Regions from separate parts of the Mus musculus genome. Here region 1 is linked to region 2. A link is a loop called in an ENCODE intact Hi-C map of the cell type or tissue named here. Cell type or tissue: heart. All regions are shown on one strand. Links, peaks and the distances in the headings refer to the core of each region. The heading gives the core; the rest is flanking DNA.

Evidence for each region. Peaks named below come from ENCODE experiments on the same cell type or tissue, not always from the same donor. Only the 100,000 strongest peaks of a DNase experiment are listed, where the experiment ranks them.
Region 1: it touches region 2 in a loop (2.4-fold over the local background); 1 of 42 quality-filtered maps calls a loop at or near these places.

What each region holds. Positions count from the first base shown.
Region 1 is chr11:3,288,672-3,291,569 of GRCm38, reverse strand. Patz1 (POZ (BTB) and AT hook containing zinc finger 1) reads right to left here and starts at 1,113. Exons shown (of 4, transcript NM_019574.3): 1 at 1-1,113. The coding sequence starts at 956. In heart, for the core only: a CTCF peak has its summit at 1,287; DNase peaks (open chromatin) are centred at 1,529, 1,659, 2,139 and 2,319; H3K4me3 peaks cover 2,500 bases; H3K27ac peaks cover 2,500 bases.
Region 2 is chr11:3,408,188-3,411,085 of GRCm38, reverse strand. Limk2 (LIM motif-containing protein kinase 2) reads left to right here and starts at 1,848. Exons shown (of 16, transcript NM_010718.4): 1 at 1,848-2,040. The coding sequence starts at 2,025. It overlaps Gm51879 (a long non-coding RNA gene), which reads right to left. Exons shown (of 2, transcript XR_003949624.1): 1 at 1,685-2,898; 2 at 1-1,339. In heart, for the core only: a CTCF peak has its summit at 1,752 (motif pointing right); a DNase peak (open chromatin) is centred at 1,905; H3K4me3 peaks cover 1,362 bases; H3K27ac peaks cover 1,336 bases.

The sequences.
Region 1 (2,898 bases), core at 213-2,712, 120 kb after region 2:
AGGCTTGTGACGCCGTGCTGGGCCTCATGTTGCCGGAGCCGGTTGGCGTCAGTGAACACCTTCCCGCACAGGCCACATGGAAGGATGCCTGCTTCCCTCAAGCCCCCTGGAGACCCAAACATGGAGTCCAGCAGGTTGGCCTTCCTGGGGCGTCCCCGGCCTCGCTTGCTAGTTAGTGGAGGTGCACTGGATGCCACATTAGGGAACGGAGAAGTCAGTAGTTGGGGGGATAGGGGTCCAGCCACCATGGGCAATCTGTCCACCCCGGGTAACACAGGCAGAGAAGCTTGGCCCGCAATAGCAGCACCTGTGGCCCTGGCAGCCTCCTCCTCGGGCTGCATACTGCCAGCAATACCGTTACTGTTGGCTGCCATGGCTGCCCCGTTGGTCATGTCCAAAGGGAAGCCCAAGTCAGAAGTCCCAGGTGGGCGAAAGAGCATGATATCAGCCCGGGCAGGGGGCACGAGGATCTGCACGTTGGACTGTTTGATTACTTCCTGGCAGATCTCGATGACCGACCTCATCAGCAGGAACTTGGCGGCCGTCATGAGCTCGGGGAAGCTCTCTAGGCGCACAACGATTCGGGACGTATAAGCGAAGTCCAGGATGTCTCCGAACACTTTGGAACTGATGGTGTGCATCTCCAGTTCGCGGCTGCCTCCAGCTCCGCCGCCTGGAGCCGCCGCCGCGCCTCCCACATCAGCAGGACCACCATCTGCAGCTCCGCCGTCGCCTAACTGGGCGCTGAACACAGACTCAAAGTACTCGCTGCAGGCAGCCAGTACGGCGCGGTGCGCTGGGAAGCTCTCGTCGCCTACTCGTAGGAGCACGTCGCAAAAGCGCCCGCCGTTTTTGCGTTGTTGGTTCAGGTTGTGCAGCATCTCCGTACTGTGTCTGCTCACCTGGTAGGTGTAGCAGCCCGACGGACCGCAAGAAGCGTCGTTGACCCGCTCCATGGTCGCTGCCCCTTCCCCACTCGCCGGGCCGGGCACCCGCCAGTCCCTGGTCCCTTCCCTTAGGCAGCGAGACGCCTTTTGCAGCGGACCACTCACACTCCCCGCACGTGCGGCCCAGGGCTCGGTAGTACTCTCAGGTGCGCCCAGCGCACACGCCCCCTGCTCTAATAAAAAGGGCTAGACCCAGCGGGGCACTGCCCCCCACATTGCCGCCCTTAACCTCCGCCGGACCCGCGTAGCACTCCCTCTCCGCCTGCCCGCCTCCCTCTCTAGGTCTACCTTCCAGGGGTAAACGAGCGAAGAGGTGCGCCCCTCCTGCAAACGCAGCTGCCACCTCCCCTCCCGCCCGCCAGGCGGCGCCGGCGCGCGGCCAAAAGGCGCGCGCGCGCGCGCGGGGAGGAGGAGGGGTCCGCCGCGCAAGCGCAAGCGCGCGCTCCGAGGCTTTTCCCGGGCCCACTGGGGGCGCGCGCTGCGTCCCCTGCAAAGCGCGAGCCGGGGTGGGGGCGCCGGAGCAAAGGAAACAAAAGGCGAAGGCGAAGGCGGCGGTCCGCGCGCACAGGGGCGGTGGCGTAGGCCGAGTCTTGGAGCCCGGCGAAGGCGGCGGCCGAAGCGAGCGGGTGGCAGTAGCAGGGTGGGCCCTTTCCCAAGCCAGGCACGAGTGGCGGCGGCGCTGCGGCCCCAGGCTCCGTGCGTTCGGAACGGAGGAAAGATGGCAGCGGCTGCACTTCCTCTTGCACTTTCACCCCTGGGGGGAGGAGAAGGAGGGGGCGATACCAACAACACCCCCCCCCCCAGCTTGCAGAAAGAAAAAAAAGCAGCGAGCTCGGCGTGGGGGGTCTCGGTCGCCCCGACTCAGCACGTGCGCATCCGGCTCCCTAGCTTGGGCCGCCTAGCGCTGCAAACTTTCCACTTTCTTTGTGCCGAACGCCCCCCCCCCTCACCCAGCGGAGGATGCACGTCCCCCATTCCCTATTTATACAACCCCCCCCCCTGCAGCTCCGCTCCGCTCGCTTCCTGCCCCCACTCCCCAGCTCCGCCAATGCTAGCGCAGCCTGATCCTCCGCCTCCCCACCCCGCCCGCGGGGCCCGGGGCTGCAGCCTCAACCACCCCCCACACACCACCACCCCCCCCCCGACCCCGGCCAATACGATCTGAGCGCCGAGCCAGCAAACCAGCTACAGCCGCCCCTCCGCTGCCCGCCCAGAGTGTAGGCGAGCGTGCGGGATGGGCAGCCAGAGCCTGTGGATCTGAGCCCCCCAGCCTACCTTGCGCACCCGCAGGTCGGACGGGCATCAGCACCCTGCCTAGTTCTCCTTTGATGGCCGAAATCCCTAGAAGTCGGCTGAGACCTCCCGCTCTGCTGCCCTAGGAAGGAGACGGGATCCCGATCCGACGCAGGCGGAACCTTCTGCCTGCCTCACACTGACCGAGGCAAATGCCCGGCACGCCTGGATAACTAGAGATAGGTCGTTTTCCCCACCCACAGCTACTTGGGCTTTGTGCCCCAGGGAGCGTGAAGTCACAAGCCAGCTCAGAGAAGGGACAGTATGATGGCGATGGACAAAATCAACGACCCCTGCATGTCCCAGCAGTTTTGTAAGAAAACTAGGGAATCCAGAGATCAAGAAGCCCCCTCGATCTTCCCCAAGCCAGAAGCTTGCTTATTAGCCCTTGCCGCCCGGCAAAATGCCGGCCACTTTGACCACGGACCGTGCGGCCAGGCTAGAGCGCATTGTCCCTAAGACGCCTGAGGATGCTATTAGGCGAGGGTTGCACACAGGTTCGTCTGCTTGGGCTGTCGCTGAGCTATTGGTATCAGAGACTGTAGGCAAAGCACGTGTACTGGCGCGAAGTTCCCACAGTTGCGAGAGGAGCGAAGCACGTATTCCAAACTTTGCACGGCTCCAAACTGAGCGCTTCCATTAAATGTAGCGGTGTGTG
Region 2 (2,898 bases), core at 234-2,733:
CAAAACAAACTAACAAACAAATAAAAACCTACATGGTACTGGAGAAATGGCCCAGTGGTTAAGAGCACTGGCTGCTCTTCTAGGAGTCCTGAGTTCAATTCCCAGCAACCACATGGTAGCTCACAACCATCTGTAATGGGATCTGGTGCCCTCTTTTGGTGTGTCTGAGGCAGCAATAGTGTTCTCATATACATTACATAAATAAATAAATCTTAAAAAACAGATACAAATTACACATACTGCCCTTTAAACAGTGATTATAAGAGAGACAGGGTGGGAAGAAAAGGCAGTCAGCAAAAAGTGGGAGAAGGACAGATGTGGTGCTCAGTTGTGGAGGGAGGGACAGGAAGCAAGCAAGCCAGTCCCCATCCCTCTGTGCCCGGGAAAATACAGCAGGGCCTCTCTCTGCTAATCATTAAGTAGCTTGTCAGAAGAGCCCCAAGAATTCTTTCCTAATTCAGTATATAATCTAGTGTTCCCTACGCATCAGATATCTCCTCAGAGGGAAGCCAGCAGCTCAAGTGAGTTCCCAGGAAGGAAGTCAGGTACAGCCCCCTCCCTAGCACTTGTGCACCCTAGGTCATATGAAGGCGCCACGGAAGAAACATCTAACTAGCAGCCACTTTTGTTAACAAAAGGCCATGCAGGAAGACAGAGAATTGTGCTGTTTTGTTTACCTAAGTAGTAGAGCCAGAGGCAGCTGATGGGAGAGTTGGAGGCAGGATTGGTTTCCTTGGGCTCCATTCCTACCCATTTCCTGATCCTCTGGACTCTTTTCCCATGTACATAAATCTGATGGAGGGAAGTAACAATTGTCTAAAACCGAGTGTCATAGTTAGGGTTCTAATGCTGGGAAGAGACACTATGACCACAGCAACTCTTACAAAGGACAACATTTATTTGGGGCTGGCTTACAGGTTCAGAAGTTTAGTTCACTATCATCCCGGCCAGAAGCATGGCAGAATACAGGTAGACATGGCGATGGAGAAGGAGCTGAGAGTGCTGCGTCTTTTTTTTTTTTTTTTTTTTTTTTTAGACGGTTTCTCTGTATAGCCCCGGCTGTCCTGGAACTCACTCTGTAGTCCAGGCTGGCCTCGAACTCAGAAATCCACCTCCCTCTGCCTCCCAAGTGCTGGGATTAAAGGCGTGTGCCACCACTGTCCGGTTCTTTCTTGATTTTAGTCACAGAATAAGATAACTATGTTAGAACATCTAGATTTTGGTTTTTTTTTTTAAATAAACAATCTAGAGATGATTTAAAACAAGAATATCTCAGCACTCAAGAAGCTGAGGCAAGAGGCTGGCAAGTTCAATATCAGTCTGGCTGCATTTCAAGACCCTGTGGCAAAACAAAAGAAAAAATAAAGCATATGAAGATTGTGCGTGGATTATAGACAAAGTTTACGCCATTTTCTATGAGACTTGACCAACCAGGGACTTTATATAAGGAGTGGGAGTCCTGGACCCAAAATTCCAGGAACCCAGGTATTTGGCCTCCATAATCTGCTCTAGGGAGCCTCATTTCCATATTGCCTTTGACACGCAAAAGTGGTTTCTCTTAGCTTCTTCGTGTTCACATTGCTGATTACAAACTGGGAGTCAAAAGACCTGTGATACCTACCCACGCTCTGCACCTGAAGAGCAGAGCCATTTTCAAGTAGTGTAGAAGGGCAACTGGACTAACCTGAGCGCCGAGGGTCCCCTGTGTTGCGACCTCCAGCCTAAACTGAATCACCCTGGTCAATCCGAACGCCTCTAGAGGTCGCCAGTCGCCAGCAGGCGCCAGAGATGCGGCAGAGTTCGCGCGGGAGGCGGGACGGGGCAGGGCGGGTCGTTAACCTAAGTGGGAGGGGCTCCGGGGCGGGTCCCCGTGCCAGGTGCGGTTTGGTCCTCCCAGGGCGCCGTAGGCGGTGCATCCTTCCGGCTGCAGGGGCAGAGACAGCCTCTTCTCTAGACCGCAGGCGGGCGCGGACCTGAGGCGCTGCTGCCGGGTGGTCCTTCCTGTGTTGTCCGCGCCCTGGACCATGGCGGCGCTGGCGGGTAAGAAGGGCCCATTCCGTCCAGCCCGCCGCTCGCGGGTTTCTGGCTGTCTGGTTTTTCTTGGGTCCGGAATCCTCAGCGAGAGCCTGGCAGGGTGGGGAGGATCGAACACAATGGTTCCCTCGGGACTTGAAGGTCTTGGGACTCTGGAAGTCCGAGCGCAGTCGTTCTAAGACTGAGGGCTCCTTGCGGCCGGCGCGTGGGGCGAATTCCCGCGAGGTGGATCCTCGGATCTGCAGACCGGGCAAGTCTCCTGGCTAAGGAAGCCGAGGCACCTGAGATTCTGAAATATGGGAAGTACAGGGTCTTCCAGAGTTCAGGACTTGAGATTCCGAGTTATCCTGGGTTCTAGGTTTTCTGTAGACCCAAAGTTCTCGAAGGTGTCTTTGGACTCTGGGATTGGGAGGAGTGGTTCCTAGAGATAGAGTATGAGTGTGGAGTTTATGATGTGGATAGGAAGACATCCGACCGTTCTTCCTGAGGCTCAAAGACCTCTGCCTCCTGTGGAGAACAGCTTCAAGTCTTCCTAGAGACTAGTTGAGTCCTCGCGTAGTCTCTGATGCCAGCAGATTAATAGCTCCGCACCTTGAGGGGAAGAGTTGAGTGAAGGAAATTTCAGAATTGGCTTAGCTGGGCCTGTAAATCCCTTCACGAATCATCTTGCAGCTTCCTGCCCCGCGGCATCATGAACTTTCTGCCGCCTTATTCCCAGCCACCGGTGTGAGTGGCTCAGTTTCTGGGTCTACCAGGGTCGACTTCCAAAAGTTTTCTAGAAAGGCCAAGGGAGAATTTTAGGGGTGGGGGAGGGACTGAATATGTGCCTCCACTTCCTGGCTTTGGGCCGGTGGACAGTCACTT